Regions from separate parts of the Homo sapiens genome. Here region 2 is linked to region 1. Evidence: read pairs that join two places in POLR2A ChIA-PET (ENCODE). Cell type or tissue: K562. All regions are shown on one strand. Links, peaks and the distances in the headings refer to the core of each region. The heading gives the core; the rest is flanking DNA.

Region 1 (2,905 bases), core at 205-2,704:
CACTCTGGTGGCTTGCAGAGTGGACAATTTGCTAAGAAGCAAAACTGGAGCTGCATTAAGCTGTAACAGATCCAGCCAATTAGGCCAAACAAGTTCCTGAGACCACATGTGCTCCAAGCTGTCTTCTTTAACCTACAGATTATTTTTGGGTTTTGAGTCTCCCCTTTAATTACAAAAGTAATAGGGGTCTGTTGCTAATGTTTCAAATAGCAGAGAGGGAAACAAGTAAAAAGCTTCCACAAATTCTTACCTGAAGCTTGGCAAAAGCTGAACCCAGAGGTTGCTGCTGTTGTGGTGGCAGCTGAGGTACCACCAAAGACAGAGCCTCCCTGTCCAAAGCCAGGACTCTGCCCAAAAGCAGGAGCGTTGCTTTGGCCAAACAGCCCCCCTCCTGTGTTGGGAGAAGACTGTCCAAATGAGAAGGAACTGGAGCTACTGGTACTTGAGGCGGCACCAAAGACACTTCCACTGGTGGATGTGGGAGTGGAGGAAGCAGGCTGACCGAAGGCAGGCACGGAACTGAACCCAGGCTGACTGAAGGAAAAGACACTTGCAGCACTGCTCGCCGACTGCCCAAAGACTGAGGCCTGCCCGAAGGTTGTCTGTCCAAAGACCCCTGGGGCTGTGGTACCAAAAGCTGGGCTGCTAAACCCTGAGCTGCTGACCTGTGGTGTGGCAGCTGCTGTGCTGGCTGTGCTACCAGTCTGCTGCCCAAACAGACTTGGTGCGGTGCTGGCTGCCACTTGCCCAAACACGGGCGTGGCAGAGGGGGCAGTGGCTGTGTTGTTGGTGAGCTGGTTGAAAGCTGAGCTAGAACTGGCAGCAGGAGGCTGAGCAAAGACGGATGAGCCAGAAGTGACGGTACCAAATGCTGCTGCCTCTGCAGATGGGCCGGGAGCAACAATGGACGTGGTGCTGGAGGCTATGGGGGTACTTGATGTTTCGACGGCCACAGGGCCTGCACTTGAGATAGCAGCTGCTGTGACAGCAGTCTGCCCAGGCACAGAAAAGGAGGAAGCAGGTGGTACTGCCTCCGTCCTGGCATCAGGGACCCCCGTGGTGGCTGGGGTAGCCTCTGCAGAAAGTGCTACAAGACTAGTACTAGATGCTGCAGTGCCAGAGTTGCTGACTGCAGGCTGGGCAAGAACAGGTTCTTTTTTAACAGAGTCAGAAGTTTGCGGAGGAGCCTGGGGAAGCTGGGCTGACTGTTGCTCCTCTAGAAGTGAGGCTGCTGATGCTGAGACCTCACTGTCACCTGGCTTCTCAGGCAAAGCTGATGAAGTGGCCTCTTCTGTGCTTCTGCCAGCGGACATAGGCAGGGAGGGGGTAGTTGCTGAACTCAGGAGGCTACCAAATGACAATGTGGGGAATGATGTTGGAAGGGGAGTGGCAGCTGTAGTTGGTGGTGGGGCAGATGGGGGCACTGTGCTATTGGTCTGTTGGCTTCCAAATGAAAAACTAGTCTTGCCAGCACTTAGAGATGTCCCACCAAAACTGATGACCCCAGAGGATCCTGCACTGGTGACTGGCAGACTGCCAAAAACGGCAGTTGAGGAAGTGCTGGTGGCTGCTGGTGGTGCTACTGAGGTGGTGGTTGCAGAGGATGTCACAGGGGGCTCCGTGTGCTTCCCTAACACCGGGGGGGCAGTAAAATTAAACCCTGAGGGCACGCCTGACGTCTTGGTTGGCTGGGTACTAGTTAGGCTTGTGGATGAAGCCTTATTGGTTGGTTTTGTAGAATCATCTGCTTGGCCAACCCGCAGTCCTGAAAAACTTCCCAGAGTCTCTCCAGCCAAAGAACTTGGAAACAGAAGCTCTCCCAGCTTGGACGGTGGGGTTTCCAGCTTACTAGAGGTGGTGGAAAGAGCAGTTCCAGAAGGTGCCACAGGTCTGCTGCTAGATGCGGCAGGTTCTCCTGGGGTGGTGTTTGATGCGGATGTGATTCCTGAGGGAGGTGAGCTTTCAGGAATGGCCTCATAAGAAGGTTTGCTTCCCCCACCAGATGAGAATGCGTCCGGCTGGCTTGACTCTTTAGTGGAGGGTGTTGCCCCTAGCAAGAAAAAGAAATCAGAAAATGGGTTGGATTTAGCAAAAGATGACCCATTACATTTCCACTGATTGTGTTTCTAAGCCAAAGTTTCTCTCCTCCCTCTACAGAGTCAGGGTGCCTTGTTCTCACAGCAGCTTTCTCTAAGGAGGTGGAATGAGTGCTTCTCCACACAAACATCAGCTCTGAGTCGTCTGAGGTGAAAAGGAAAAAATACTTTTTTTATGACCATTAAATCACAACAAATACAAAATATCTAGAATATGTGAAATTAACATATTATCCCAAAGAGAAATAAAAAAGCCTCTTCCCTTAATTTACCCTAGCTGTGTGCTTTCCTTAATAACATCCTCAGCACAGCAATGGCCTGTGGACCTCCTGATAGACCAGGACTTGATTCAAAATGGAAGTTCTTCCTTCATTTTTATGAGCAAATAAAGTGTCAGTCCACAGAAAATCATTTTTATGTACAATTAATGGCTACTTATTAGTGCTCTACTAAGTCAGCTATTTGACAGAGGCAGTACGGTCTGGTGGTCAAGGACATGGGCTCTGGAGCTATGCACTCTGCCACTCGCTGGTTGTGTGAATCTGGAAAGGTTGCTTTACCTCTCTGAGCCTCAATTCCCCCATTTGGAAAATCTAGATCATTACAATACCTACCTTCATTGTGCTGTTACAAAGATCGCAGGAAATATGGGTAAAGCACCCATAAGGCCTGGTCAAACAACAGTGGTTAATAAATACAAGAGTAACGAGGCCGGGCGTGGTGGCTCACACCTGTAATCCCAGCACTTTGGGAGGCCAAGGCACGTGGATCACGAGGTCAGGAGTTCGAGACCAGCCTGATCAATCAAC
Region 2 (2,905 bases), core at 128-2,627, 90 kb after region 1:
AAGAGGCTTCAAGCAGAATAGAGGATGACAAGAACTAACTGACTATAAAGCAATCTGGGTTTGGATCTCAGTCTCCCTTTTTACTAGCTCTAAAATAGGTTCAATAGTACCCACTCCTTGGGCACTGGGCTCATAGTTCAGCTCTCAATGAGCAACAGATAAGATTATGAGTATGAGGCAGAATATGGCCTCTTCTATGGCTCAAATTTCTCCACATTAACTCAGCACCCCTTGACCACAGGAGAAACCTACCTGGCAACAGGGCTTCCCTCACTGGGTTGGGAGAGGGGTCTGGCTGTCCTGTAGCTTTTGGTAAAACATTGGCTGTAGCAGACACTGTGCTATCTCACTAAATCCTCACAGCCACTATTATTCCCATTTTACAAGTTAAAACATGAGGATGAGAGGGGTTAAATACCACATCTAAAGTCCATAGACAGGCCAAACGCAGTGAGTGGCTCACGTCTGTAATCCCAGCACTTTGGGAGGCCGAGGTGAGCAAATCCCTTGAGGTCAGGAGCTCAAGAACAGCCTGGCCAACATGGTGAAACCCTGTCTCTACTAAAAGTCCAAAAATTAGCCGGGCATGGGGGCGTGTGCCTGTAATCCCAGCTACTTGGGAGGCTGAGGCAGGAGAATCACTTGCACCTGGGAAGTGGAGGTTGCCGGGAGCCGAGATTGTGCCACTGCATTCCAGCCCGGGCCACAGACTCCATCTCAAAAAAAAAAAAAAAAAAAAAAAGGTTCACAGACAGCTAAGGAAGGTTGGTTTCGAACCTGGGTCTATCTGACTCCAGGACCTGTGTCCTCCTGCACCTGGGCAGAGGGCAGTCCCAGGGCCTATGGGGTCTTGCTGGCTTGGCCACAGCCTCACTCCAGGCCTCATTGCAATGCACTGGGCACGGCCCCGCCTCCACTTAGCTGACGCTGGATCCTTCTTCGGCAGCCTGGGAGGCCGCCCTCCTCCTAGTTGGCTCTGTCGAGGACTTCCTTTCCTCTTGGCTCCCTCTCATAGCTCTTCGGCACTGCTCCCTCACCCCATCCTCTGCCCAAAAGGAGGACAATTAACTTTTGTCTGTGACTGTGAGCAAACCAGGCACCTCCCAGGGTCCCAGATCCCATATCTGCCCAGTGAAGGGACATATTAGATCAGTGATTCCCAGACTTTGGGGTCACGCAGACATGAAACATTTTTAAAGGCGGGGCAGAGGGGCGCACTAATATACGAGTGCCAACTTTTTATTTTGCCAAGTAAAGACTTTTTAAACAATGGCCATTGACTGTTGCCATGAGTTCAGAAAAGAACATTTCATAAAAGTAGGAAGTTCACCATCTCTGAATGTTTAAATGGAATCCATTCAGCCTAGGTCCAACTCACCACAGTGACCCTGCATTTCCTTCACTTTACCAAGAACTAGAGAACCTTCCTGGGGAGGCACAAGAGCACCAACATCTGGGAACCTCTGGGGAGAGATTTGGAGGGGCTGTCCCAGCCCCTGGGGTCTGGTTGACCAGAAATCCTGCCTCAGCCTGGACCGACCAGCCCTAGAGATCCAGTTTTACTTGGGCCACTCTGTAGGTGGATGGGTGCAAGTGGAAGGACATGGTCCCTGGCCTTAGAGACAAATTGCACACAGACAGACACAGACCAACCAGGCAGGGATGAAGAGCAAGGCCACGTGCACAGCATGAACGGCAGCAGTGGTTGGGAAGATTGCCCTGGGCTGCACCCTGCACTAGCTGTGCACCCTGCCTGGAGTCCACAGATCTGCGTGGTTCTCTCCCTCACCAACTTCAAGCCTTTGCTCAATGTCACCTTGTCTTTTTTGTTTTGTTTTATTTTTGTTTTTTGGGACGGAGTCTCACTCTGTCGCCAGGCTGGAGTGCAGTGGCGCGATCTCAGCTCACTGCAACTTCCCCCTCCCGAGTTCAAGCAATTCTCCTGCCTCAGCCTCCCCAGTAGCTGGGACTACAGGTGCGCACCAACACGTCCAGCTAATTTTTGTTTTAGTAGAGATGCGGTTTCACCATATGGAGCAGTTCGGTCTCAAATTCCTGACCTCAGGTGATCCGACTGCCTCGGCCTCCCAAATTCCTGGCATCACAGGCGTGAGCCACCACACCCAGCCTCAATGTCACCTTCTCAATGCGGCCGAATGTCACCTTCTCAATGCGGCCGACCCTATTTATTCTTTGTTGGCACGATCACAGCTCACTGCAGCCTCGACCTGCCTGGGCTCAAACAATCCTCCCACCTCAGCCCTCCAGAGCAGCTAGAACTACGGGTGTATGCCACCACACCCAGCTAATGTTTGTATTTTTTGTAGAGATGGGGTCTCCCTCTGTTGCCCAGGCTGGTCTTAAACTCCTGGGCTCAAGTGATCTGCCTGCCTCGGCCTCCCAAAGTGCTAGGATTATAGGTGTGAGCCACCATGCCCAGCCCTGTCCACCCTGTTTTATACTGCTGCCTGCCCACTTCAGCTGCCCCGACTTCCAATCGCCCTTATCCAGCTCCTTAGGATGGGTCACCTCCAAACATGATTTCCACTGCCACTGCTTACTGAGGTTACTACACCCTCTCTGCCTCCCCGGCTAGAATGTAGGTTCCACATAGCAGACGCTCAATAAACATGTGCAGGATGAGTGGAGGAGTTGAGACTCAGGTTAACTAACTTGCCTGAAACAGCAGAGCCAGCAAGCAGCTGTGCTGGGAACATGAAATCCTCTGTAGCTGCGGCTCCCTCCCTGCACAGTACTGAGGAGGAAGTGGGTATCAGGAGGCAGCTCGGAGGAGGCAGGGCCCCAGCCACAGGTTTAGCGTCGAAGTGCCCAGCATATCGTAGACACTCAATAAACATCTGTTGAGGAGCCCGAGGAGGGAGGATCACTTGAGGCCAGAAGTTTG

The links. ChIA-PET counts read pairs that join two places held together with the same protein. Peaks named below come from ENCODE experiments on the same cell type or tissue, not always from the same donor. Only the 100,000 strongest peaks of a DNase experiment are listed, where the experiment ranks them.
Region 2: POLR2A ChIA-PET joins it to region 1 with 5 read pairs; 4 of 35 experiments call an interaction of 5 or more read pairs at or near these places.

What each region holds. Positions count from the first base shown.
Region 1 is chr9:131,196,361-131,199,265 of GRCh38, reverse strand. NUP214 (nucleoporin 214) reads right to left here. Exons shown (of 36, transcript NM_005085.4): 29 at 251-2,050. Among named protein-coding and RNA genes, the nearest start is that of NUP214, 72 kb to the right of the region's middle. In K562, for the core only: no CTCF peak of the experiment used is centred there; a DNase peak (open chromatin) is centred at 1,568.
Region 2 is chr9:131,106,038-131,108,942 of GRCh38, reverse strand. All of the region lies in intron 2 of AIF1L (allograft inflammatory factor 1 like), which reads right to left. Among named protein-coding and RNA genes, the nearest start is that of AIF1L, 11 kb to the right of the region's middle. RefSeq lists an enhancer at 270-769. In K562, for the core only: no CTCF peak of the experiment used is centred there; a DNase peak (open chromatin) is centred at 1,673; H3K27me3 peaks cover 2,500 bases.